Linked DNA regions of Homo sapiens: region 1 is linked to region 2. A link is an interaction called in ENCODE POLR2A ChIA-PET data of the cell type or tissue named here. Cell type or tissue: OCI-LY7. All regions are shown on one strand. Links, peaks and the distances in the headings refer to the core of each region. The heading gives the core; the rest is flanking DNA.

Region 1 (5,492 bases), core at 114-5,113, 310 kb after region 2:
CTCTTCAGGTCTATTGGTCGTTTTTAACTTCAGGTTGTTTTATTTTCTTATTGTTGAGTCACTCATTACATTTTAAAACACTTTTTCTCATTGCTTCTGAGACGCCATATTCTCCAGTTTTCCTCCTGTCCTCTGGAAGCACCTTCTCCATCTTCTCTACCAGACTTATTTTTCTCTGCTCATCCTTTAGATCTTTTCATCTTTACAACATCTTTCTGGAGCCATGTTATTTACTGCTGTAGCTTCACTGATCACTGTGGTGATCAGTCCTCAGTTAACTTTTTGTCCCAGACCTCTCGATCTAGGGCGACATATCCAAGTATTTGCTAACCATTATCTTCACTTTCATGTATTGAAGTCAGATCAATGGAGACATATTCAGAAATGAACTTGACTTCCCCCTCCCTAGATTTGCTCTATTCTGTATTTGCTGCCTTAGTGAATAGCATCACCATCTGACCAAGGCCAGCACAAGCCTTGATGTTTCCTCTCTCACCAGTGCCACAGCTGATCAGTTACCAAATCCTGTCAATTCAACCCTCCATTCATGTAGGCACTTCTAAGACCATACTATCATCTTCCCTTGCCTCAATTAAACAATAGCCAATTATATGGATTCCTGGCTCCAGTCTTGTCCCCCTCTAATCTATTGTCAACTTTGCTACATGACTAATCTTTCCAGAACACAAACATATAAATAAATAAAACATACCACACACACACATACACGTACATTTTCTCTCTCTTTCTCTCTCTCTTACTTAAACACACAAATCTGATTATATCATTTTCTAGCCTGAAACTTTTCAGTGGTTTACCATTGCCTCTAAGGTAAAGTTTACTCCATAAGGTGGCAAAGCATTGGCTTACAAACATTTTTGGCTATGATAAGAAAAAAGTACATTTTATACTGTGACCCAGAACACGCATATATAGATACAAATGAACAAAAGCTTTGTTTGCTTGATTTAGAGATGGGGTCTTGCTATTTTGTCCAGACTGAACTCGAACTCCTGGGTTCAAGTGACCCTCCTGCCTCAGTCTCCCAAGTAGCTGAGACTAGAGGCGTATACCACCATGACTGAAAACAAAAGACTTTTTTTTGAGACGGAGTCTCGCTCTGTCACCCAGGCTGGAGTGCAGTGATGTGATCATAGCTTCCTGCAATCTCCAGTTCCTGGGCTCAGGCAGTCCTCCCACCTCAGCCTCCCAAGTAGCTGGGACTACAGGCAAGCACCAAGCACCATCATGCCCGTCTAATTTTTAAACATTTTTTTATAGAGATGGACTCTCTCTCTGTTGACCAAGCTGGTCTTGAATTCCTAACCTTAAGCGATCCTCCCTCCTTGACCTCCATGAGCCACTGCGCCCAGCCAGCAAACAATTTTTTTAAAAAAGCAAAACTTACCTTACTATGTACAGTGCATTTCAATATATTTTATTCTATTCCATTTTAAAAAATGCTGATTTCGACTTACTAAATTGATCTCCTATCTGCTATTTCAGAAACAATGACATAGAAATACCTTTATAACCTGACTCCTGCCTAGCTCTTCAGCCCCAGCTCCCACTCTCCCACCAGTCACCCTAATTTTCTTCTCGTTCCCTGAACAAGTTCTGTTTTCTGGAGCATTTCCCACTGCCGAGAATACATCTTCCCTATCCCACCCCACTCCACCCACTCCTGTATTCTAGAATTCAGAATAAAAAAAATTAGATTGGATAGAAATAAGAATCTAGATAATTTCTATTCACTCTTCATGTCTCTAAACTTTCTCTTATCGTGGTGCTTACCAAGCTTTATATTGTAACTACTTCTTTCATTGTATGTCTTCCACACCAGACTGAACTTAGTGAAAGTACAGACGAAACATGTCTTTTTCACAACTGTCAATAACCTACCACAGGATCTGGTGTGTAGTAGGACTTAGTAAATATGAAATCTGAATCAGAACCACCCCATCCCCAGTGGCATTTGTTTACATTCAGAATAAAATTCAAGGAGTCATTATTACTATGGCCTACAAGGCACAGCTGTCATTGCCCCTTCTTTGGTCTCATTTCCTGTTACTGTTCACCTCCGGTTCTGAGCTCCAGTCACAGGGCCTTCCTTGCTGTTTCTCAGACTTGCCAAACACATACATTCCCCTCAGAGAGGAGTCATAGGTCCCCTCAGAGAGGCCTGTCCTGGCTACCCCCATCATTCTCTTTCTGTAATTCTGCTTTTTCTTCATAGCACTTACTTTATTGTCTCCTCACCTCCTATCACCACTTGACCATAATAAGCATTTGGTTTTTGTTTACTGTTATGTTCCCAGGGCTTTGGACGGTGCCTGAGTTCTAGTAGGCACTCAGTAAATATTTGTTGAATGAATTAATGCATAGGGTTGTTCGAACACTGACTCCAAAAGCCCCTCTGGAGAGTAGTCTTATCCAAATCATAATATCAGTAGTAATATCAAATAATTACATTTGTTTAGGGCTTTTGAGTTTATAAAATAATTTCTTTTTTAATAGGTTTATTTTTTGAGACAGGATCTCTGTCGCCCAGGCTGGAGTGCAGTGGCGTGATCTTGGCTCACTGCAGCCTCCGCCTCCTGGGCCCAAGCCATCCTCCCACCTCAGCCTCCTGAGTAGCTTGGTCTACAGGCGCACGCCACCACGCCCACCTAATTTTTGTATTTTTTTGTAGAGATGGGATCTTATTATGTTGCCCAGGCTGGTCTTGAACTCCTGGACTCAAGCAGTCCGCCCACCACGGCCTCCCAAAGTTTTGGGATTACAGGTGTGAGCCACTGCACCCAGCCAATATATTTTTTAAAAATATTTCAATTTTTCAGTTTTTATATTTTTGGCGACAGGGTCTTGCTCTGTCACCTAAGCTAGAGCCTAGTGGTATGACCATAGCTCACTGTAGCCTCAAACTCCTGGGTTCAAACAACCCTCCTACCTCAGGCTCCAAAGTAGCTAGGACTATAGGCCTGTGCCACCATTCCAAGCTAATTTTTTAAAAGATTTTTTGTAGAGATGAGTCTCACTACATTGCCCAGTCTGGTCTTGAACTCTTGGCCTCAAGCAATCCTCCCACCTTGGCCTCCCAGAGTGCTGGGATTATGGGCAGAAGCCAGCATACGCAACCTAAATTATTTTCTTTTACTTAATCTAATTTGAGCTACATAACTATATTTTAGAATAGGTAATAGCACATATTTTATCATCTTGCTGATGAAGTTTTGGAAGCTGAAGTTTAGAGAAATGAGTTAACTTGCCAAAGCCACACAGGTAATAAGTAACTAGGTCAGTATTCAAATTTAGTGTTTGTTTTACTACACCATACTGTTGCAAAAAGAGCAAGATAAACCACTTCCTTTACTTTTCCAATGTCCACAGTGTTTCCTGTGAGCAACTTGGATCTTTTCTATCCTCCACCCCCATCACCTCACACCATGGCAAGAGATTCTTACTGAACCCTTCCCGGAGCCGGCTTCAGATAGGGGGTCCTAGAAAACAGCTAAGCATGCTGTCAGCCACACTGTCTATTAGTGCTTAGAAATAAACTAACAGTCTAACTGCTTAGAACTATTATTTGTAATATGATGTTAGTTAACCTGAAAGCTTCAAGACTCAGAGAAAGCCAACAGGATTATCCTAAACGTAGTCGCTCTTTAATCCCAGTTAAATAATTCCCTAAGTAGCAATACAAGTTTTTGTATGATTAGTACAGAGAATGAGAAACAACCAGGGTAGGAAGTCAGTAGATACTTGCTATATTACCAATATGATCTCTCTGGCCCTTGGTAATATACATGTGCTTGGCATTGCTGAATGTCATAGGCCTAAATCCCAAGGCCCATTAGAGAATACTTCAAAAGGATAAGGCATAGCAGAAAATGAATTCATCGGTTATTTAGGCTTTTCTTAGCTTAGACAACCTTCAAGTACCAGAAAGTGTCAGGTGAAGGAAGTTTAGAGTCTGTCCCAGAGTCCTTTTTCTGCTTACGCCTCGTGTTTCTGGGCACAGTTGTATCTCAGTAGACCTGGAGCATAGTCTTCTGATGGAGGCGAGTGCTGGCTGCTTTTCAGCCTGTGAGGCCAGCTGCTATTGCTGTATTACGGGAGATAGCGTGATTGAGAGAATTCCTTATGCACAAGATCCTTCCTTTTCTCAGCTGTTGTCATAGGCTTGAGCTGAGTTTATCTGTTTTTCTTCCTGAAGGGTCTAGAAACTCCAGCAGAGCTGGTATAGTGTTCTAAATGATCACTTGGAAGACCAGAGGGCAAAGCCTCTACCATGTAGCTGCTTCTAGCCAAGTTGAATTCCAGAGTAGCTACATACAGCTGTGTGGGAGGCCATGCTCTGCAAATGGATATAGTTAGCTCAAGAATTCTAAGCTGCTCTCTATTGTCAGTAATGTGTGGAATGAAGTATCCTCACAATTCATGTATATTTCTATGCCTGGTGTTGTTTGTTTGACACAAGTTTCCTTTCATAGGCATCCTGAGATGTACTAAAGACATATATTTTCAAGTTGGAATGACAGTGGCATACATTTAAAAGAGGATTTATTTGAGGCTAGGTTGATTGTATACCACCTAGTTTTTATAATTATGTATGTGTCTTCCTCCTCTCCCCACTAGAATGTAAGCCTCTTGATTATCAGAGCTGTGTTTTACACTCAATACCTTCCATAAAACCTGACAGCCCCTGGTAAGACATAAGCATTCAGTAAGTGTTTTTGAATGAAAAACTGAGTCATCACTACTTAACTATGGAATCTTATATCAGACTCTTGTTTTTTTTTTTTTTTGGGAGACAGATTTTGCCGCCCAGGCTGGAGTGCAGTGGTGCGACCTCAGCTCACGGCAACTTCCGCCTCCTGGGTTCAAGTGATTCTCTTGCCTCAGCCTCCTGGGTGGCTGGGACTACAGGTGCGTGCCACCACACCCAGCTAATTTTTGTATTTTTAGTGGAGACGGGGTCTCGTCATGTTGGCCAGGCTGGTCTTGAACTCCTGGCCTCAAGTGATCTGCCCGCCTCGGCTTCCCAAAGTGCTGGGATTACAGACGTGAGCCACCGTGCCCTGCCAGACTCTTGTATTATATTATTAACATGATCTAAATTATTTATTCATCAAACCACTTGGTTTTATATACTTTTTTTTTTTTTTTTTTTTTAGTGTAGAGACAAGATTTTCATCATGTTGCCCAGGCTGGTCTTGAACTCCTAGGTTCAAGCAATCCGCCTGGCTCTGCCTCCCAAAATGCTGGGATCATAGGCGTGAGCCATCACGCCCAGCCATGGTTTTATGTAGTTTTGTTATATGAGTTATTGTGAAGGTGACCAAGTCAAATGACTTTTAGGTGTAAAAGGGTGTTTTGATCTACTGTAGAGTTTGCTTCCTATTCCTTAAGTAAAATAAGTTTGATCCAGGCCAGTGTTTTTGGATTAAACTTCTCAGAGCATCCCAAAGAGCAGTTTGATAAAACCCTGA
Region 2 (5,492 bases), core at 316-5,315:
ACAGACCAGCCTCTGTCACTCCAGAGATAACCCACTCTCATCTTGCTCGTACCTGGCTTCAGGGATCTTGGGGAGAGATAAGAGGTTAAAAAAGGTGAGACTAACAGTGGGATCCCTGGACTGACTGCTGTGGCACTCCCCTGCAAGGGCATCTGGTAGGGAAGACCTAACACTCTCCACTACACACACACTGCCACACCCGGCACCACCCCTAGCCAAACAAGGCCCTAGGAGGGGGCTGCCAGGCCTGGCAGAGGAGGGGCCCGCCTCCGCAGTTCTGCCCACTGCAACTGGACATGCTCCAGAGCCCAGGGGAGGCACAGCCATAGCACCTCCCAGTGGCGCCTGCAGGAAAAGCAGGAAGAGGAGTGGGCCCTGGCGAGGGGAAAGCCCACTCCTCCATCCCTGACCCTGCAGACCTCTGGTTGTGTTCTGAATTCAACAGATTCCTTGGCCCCCAAATCATGTCCTCCTTAGCCGACTGAAGTCTAAATGAATCTTTCAGGGACATATCAAAACTCCCTCCTCTTGGAGCCTGCCCAGCTTTCATCACCCTCCTGCCTCGGCCTGCACGCTGAGCGGATTATAAACGCCGCATCAGGGAGCACTGCTTGGGCCTGTGGCTTGGTGAGCTGGGGGCCGCTCAGGTCAGAGGTGAAGTGAGCCTCAGTCTGGTGGGCGGGGCCAGGTGGGCAGAGACTGCTGTTCCTGGGGAGGTAAGGAGGGATGTCTGCAGTGGGATGGCGTGGGAAAGGCTTTTCCAGGAACTGGCCTCTGTCCAGCACAGTGCCCCGGTAAATGTTTACTGAATTAATGCTGTTGCTGGAGGGACAGGAAAAACGGGAGAATCAAGGAATTGCAGTTCCCAGTAGGGCCATGGCTTGAAGAATGGGGAAATGGAAGACCTCCGCCTCTCCCCTCATCCTCAACAGCTCCACCCAGAGGGAGTGCAAACAAGGGCCCCAAGAACTGAGTCTGGTTGTTTATTGAATGCAAATTCATTCATAGAAAACGGAAATGCAACCATAGCATGGAGACGCTCTGAGAAAAGATCCAGACCCACCTCATCTCCCAGCCCTTCAAGCAGAGCTATAAAAACAAGTTTGGGAGAAAAACACATTCCCATCCCCAAAGCAGAGGCCCCGCCTGAGCTCCCCCATCCTCAGCATCTGGGGTGGACCAGGTGGGACGAAGGGGATCCAAGGACCAGGGTGGCCAGGGTGCCCAGAGCTGGGGCAATTCTTTGTAAACTCCAAGGTTTCATAGGTATGTGTGTGCATGACTAACACAGAACTTGCCTGAAGACTGGACGGAAACTTAGAAGCCAGCCCTGGGTCCTAGAGCGAGGCTAGGACTGGGCACGTAGAGGGAAACAGCACATCCCTTCCTGAAGCCCCTTTCTAAGGTAGGCACTGGGGTGCCCACAGCTGTGGAGGCAGAACGGGCTGAACTCTGTATCATCCCTCCTTTGCCCCTGGACATTCTTGGGCAGTGTCAATGGCACTGAAAGGCCACCAGCTGGGGTTTGGCAAGACTAAGGGCCTGGAAAGAAGGAAGGGAAGGGGTGAGGCGCTTCTCCCTCCAGTCCTGGTGCTGGCATCAGTCTGGGAGCTGATGGGATGAAGAGGTGACCTCTGAATTCAGCCTCTTGAATCAGAAGGCGGTTCTCAAATTGGGCTGAGCGCATTGCTAAAGAGCCAGCCCTGAGCACAGGTCAGAGGGAAGAGAATACGCACTGCCCCAGGCCCCTTGCAGGCCTTAGCACCAAAAGTCTGGCACCAGCTGGCCAACCCCCAAAATCTCATACCCCCATCCATCCTGGCTGACTGGAATGGGCAGTGATGGCAGCCAGGGACAGCCCAAAGAGAACTGGGGCCCTGATACAGGACAGAGATTCAGGCCCCAGACTAGGCCCTGGAGTGGGAGTATGGGAGGAAAAAGAGGCCTTAGGTCCCAGGCTGGGGCATTGTGGGGAGGAGGACGGGCAAAATGCAAGGCATGAAATGGGGAGGGTGTCCCTTCCATCCTTCCTCTTGCAAAGGGACAAATGGAGAGCCAAAGGACAGGGGCCCATGGAAGGCCCCAACACTGAGAAGAAAGCAGCAATTTGGCCAACATCTGGGGGTTCCAGGGGAGCAGGCCTGCTCCTCGGCAGAGGGCAGCTGCAAGGTTCCATGCCACCCCATGGCTGTCCCAGGCCAAGCCTAAGCTAGACCTGGCTGTCCTGCTGCCATCCAGTGCTGGGCAGCGGTGCTGGGACTCATCCCCACAGCACGACAGAGTGACCGGTCTATGACACAAAGGAGCTCAGGGCCCCTTGAGGTGAAGCGAAGGGCCCAGCTCCTGCTAGAAGACATAGATCTTGTCCCGCTGCACAGTATCCAGGTCGTCATCCAGTGTCAGCAACACCTGGGGTGTGGACGCCAGATCAGCCACAGAGAAGGAGGCAGCTGCTACCTTCACGTACCCACCCGGCTCGGCCGGGAGGCCCGCTTACCAGGAAGGACCCGAACATGGCGATGGAGGAGAGGAAGTGCCAGATGTCGTGGTCGTCAAAGAAGTCGAGGAGGATGCAGTCCCGGTTGTGCTCCCTCGACTCTGCAGGGGTTTTCTTGGGGAGCAACAAGAAAAACTGCCGAATGACCCTGCTCTGGCAGGGCAAGGGCCAGACCCATCTGCCATCTTGCTCCTGGGCACCCCTCTCTCCAGCCCCAGGCAGGACAGCAGCAATTCTGACCTGTCCCTTGTCCTTGTCCCTACCCCTTCCCGATCTAACAAATGGCCTTTGGTTACAAACTTCTCCCTGAGTTCACTGGCTTCTCTTCCCTTTTCTTTCACTCTTACCCTCCTCCTTCCTTCTGATTCTCTTCCCTTGACCTAAGAGCACAGGGTTGCAACAACCTTGAAGGCCTTCAGCTCAGAGATGGCAGAAGGCCTTCTCACCCACTTCCCGGCCTTGGACTCCGCCCTTGCTCTAATCTTTCTGCAGGCTCATTGTTTTTTCCAAAGCACTACTGTCAGGTTACACACCTGCTCCGGGACAGTAGCCATAACCTGTGGCACTCAAGGTCCTCCCTGCTCTACTCATAAGCTCTATCCCATAAGCTCATCCAGGCTGTGTCTGTCTGTGCTACATGCTGAGGCCACAGACATAACCAAGACCTGCCCCACCCTCAGGGAGCTCACAGTCTGCCTGGCTCCCAAATGAGTGCATTCACTGACCTCCAAATCTGCCCCTGTATCATTACTAAGGTCACAGTAGGTCTGGGCCATGGGGCTCTTCTCCATTACCCAAGACTTTTTTTTTTTTTTTTTTTTTTTTTTTTTGAGACAGAGTCTTGCTCTGTTGACAGGCTGGAGTGCAGTGGAGAGATCTCAGCTCACTGCAACCTCCACCTCCCGGGTCCAAGCCGTTCTCCTGCCTCTGCCTCCCGAGTAGCTGGGACTACAGGCGCCCACCATCACGCCCAGCTAACTTTTGTATTTTTACTAGAGATGGGGTTTCACCATGTTGGCCAGGATGGTCTCAATCTCTTGACCTCGTGATCCACCCGCTTCGGCCTCCCAAAGTGCTGGGATTACAGGCGTGAGCCACCGTGCCCAGCCCTCCTCACCCAAGACTTTTATAGCCCAGAACAAGGCGCACTTTTTCCAGGAAGCTTTCCTGGACTCCTAACTCGGAGAGACCCGTTAGTCCTCTGTCCTCCTGCCCCGTCTTGCCTGTGCCCTTCATTTCATGTATCACATCGTAAACAGCACTAACAGTCATGCACCAACAGTCCTTCTAGCCCTCTTCGGCTAGTTTATGAGTCCCTCAGAGACCATGTCAGACTTAGTTCTATTCCCAGAATTAAAGCCTGACATGTGGTAGGTGTCCTGCAAGGCAGAGAAGAGAGCCAAGCCTTGCTGGCTTCAAATGCCAGCTGTGCCACTCACTGGCTATGTGCCCTGGGGAAGTCACTTGGCCTCTCTGAGCCTCATCTGTCTCGTAAGTAAACTGGAGCTATCTCCAGGCTGGAATGCTAGGAGGATTAACTGGGGAAGCCGCTATGAAAGTGCTGGCCTATGGTAGGTGTTCCCAAATGATGTTTAAAATTTTTTTTTTAGAGACATGGCCTATCGTCCAGGCTAGAGTGCAATGGTGCAATCTTGGCTCACTGCAGCCTGGAACTCCTGCACAGGCTATCTTCTTGCCTCCGCTTCCGAGGTAGCTAGGACTACTGGTGAATACCACCACGCCAGGCTAATTTTTTTATTTTTATTTTTTTATTTTTTGTAGAGACGGGTTCTTACTATATTGCCCAGGCTGGTCTTGAACGCCTCAAGTGATCCTCCTGCCTCAGCTTCCCAAAGTGCTGGGATTACAGGTAATCCCAGGCTCAGCCCCAATGTTTAAAAAGAGGACTGGCCACTTGTTGGCTCACAAGGAGCCTGAGGGTGAGTGCTCACCTGCCAGGTGCTGAGTCCCTGGAAGAAGAAGAAGAGCGCGAAGCCCCAGACCACGGAGGTGCAAACGATGCAGAGCAGGGGGATGAGCTTGATCCTCTCCCCACTCCGGAGCTGGGAGGGGCCAGGCAGGGACAGCAGTCTGAGGGCTTACCCCTGTCCCACCCCGCTGTCCCACCCAGCCTTTCCCAGATTCCCTTTCCTCATGGCCTCCCAGGCCTTCAGGACTGCTCCTTGGATTCATACCATTCCGCACAACCACAGAGCTCAACCTGCCCCCACCCCGATGTCCACCCCACCCAGCCTCCATGTATCCAGAACCCTGTGTCGGGACAGTGCACTGGCCTCAAGGCGCTCCCTATGCAGGGGGCTCCAATCAGAGTGGAAGGCAGGATGGTTTCTGGGGAAGCACCTGATCCTGAGAGGCCCACACCCTACCTCCCCTCAGCCCCTTCTGCATGGAAAGGGGCACTTACAACTGCAGCCTAAAATGCCACCTGTTTCAAGGGCCCTTGGAAGGGGCTCAGTAAATGGTCTTTGGGCTGCAGTTGGCTCCCAGGGGCCCATGCAAGAGGCTTTAGCCTCTCCCCTCCGCAACCAGCAAAGATGGGACAGAAAACTTCTCACTGCCCCTCAATGCTGCCGGGCCCATCTCTCTCCCCAGATAGCAGAGCAGCTGACAGAGGGGGCTTGGCCAGCCCCACTCACCTTCATGATGATGTAGAAGGCGAAGTAAAGGAGCAGGTTGCAGATGCCAATGGCCAACAAGTAGGAAGCGAAATCATTGGGGCGCATGATAAGCCCATAGGCAGCCCTGGCAAGAGGGATGAAGGGTGGTGAAGCAGGAAGCCCAAGGGCAAGGAAGTGCTCTTCCTGCCCTGCCTAGGCATGTTTTATTATGATGTTGGGCTGTGTTCAGAAGCCCACAGAAGATTCTAGAAGCCCAGATGCCAAGAGAGAGAAGAGAGGCCAAGATCTCTCTTAGCCCCCATGTCTTATGCCCAACATTTGGAAGTTGTCCTTAGCCCCCAAGGCAGCCAGTGGCT

The links. Peaks named below come from ENCODE experiments on the same cell type or tissue, not always from the same donor. Only the 100,000 strongest peaks of a DNase experiment are listed, where the experiment ranks them.
Region 1: POLR2A ChIA-PET joins it to region 2 with 7 read pairs; 4 of 35 experiments call an interaction of 5 or more read pairs at or near these places.

Annotation. Positions count from the first base shown.
Region 1 is chr11:116,886,929-116,892,420 of GRCh38, reverse strand. The region is part of intron 6 of SIK3 (SIK family kinase 3); the gene reads left to right. Among named protein-coding and RNA genes, the nearest start is that of APOA1, 52 kb to the right of the region's middle. RefSeq lists an enhancer at 1,794-1,853. In OCI-LY7, for the core only: no CTCF peak of the experiment used is centred there; a DNase peak (open chromatin) is centred at 2,070.
Region 2 is chr11:117,192,921-117,198,412 of GRCh38, reverse strand. SIDT2 (SID1 transmembrane family member 2) reads right to left here. Exons shown (of 26, transcript NM_001040455.2): 23 at 5,155-5,260; 24 at 4,450-4,560; 25 at 2,498-2,611; 26 at 971-2,409. The coding sequence ends at 2,347. LOC100652768 (a long non-coding RNA gene) reads left to right here. Exons shown (of 8, transcript NR_045215.1): 4 at 1-94; 5 at 506-627; 6 at 1,009-1,183; 7 at 1,267-1,405; 8 at 2,379-2,800. Among named protein-coding and RNA genes, the nearest start is that of TAGLN, 3.7 kb to the left of the region's middle. RefSeq lists a silencer at 126-420 and enhancers at 1-486, 1,819-2,318. In OCI-LY7, for the core only: a CTCF peak has its summit at 347; no DNase peak of the experiment used is centred there.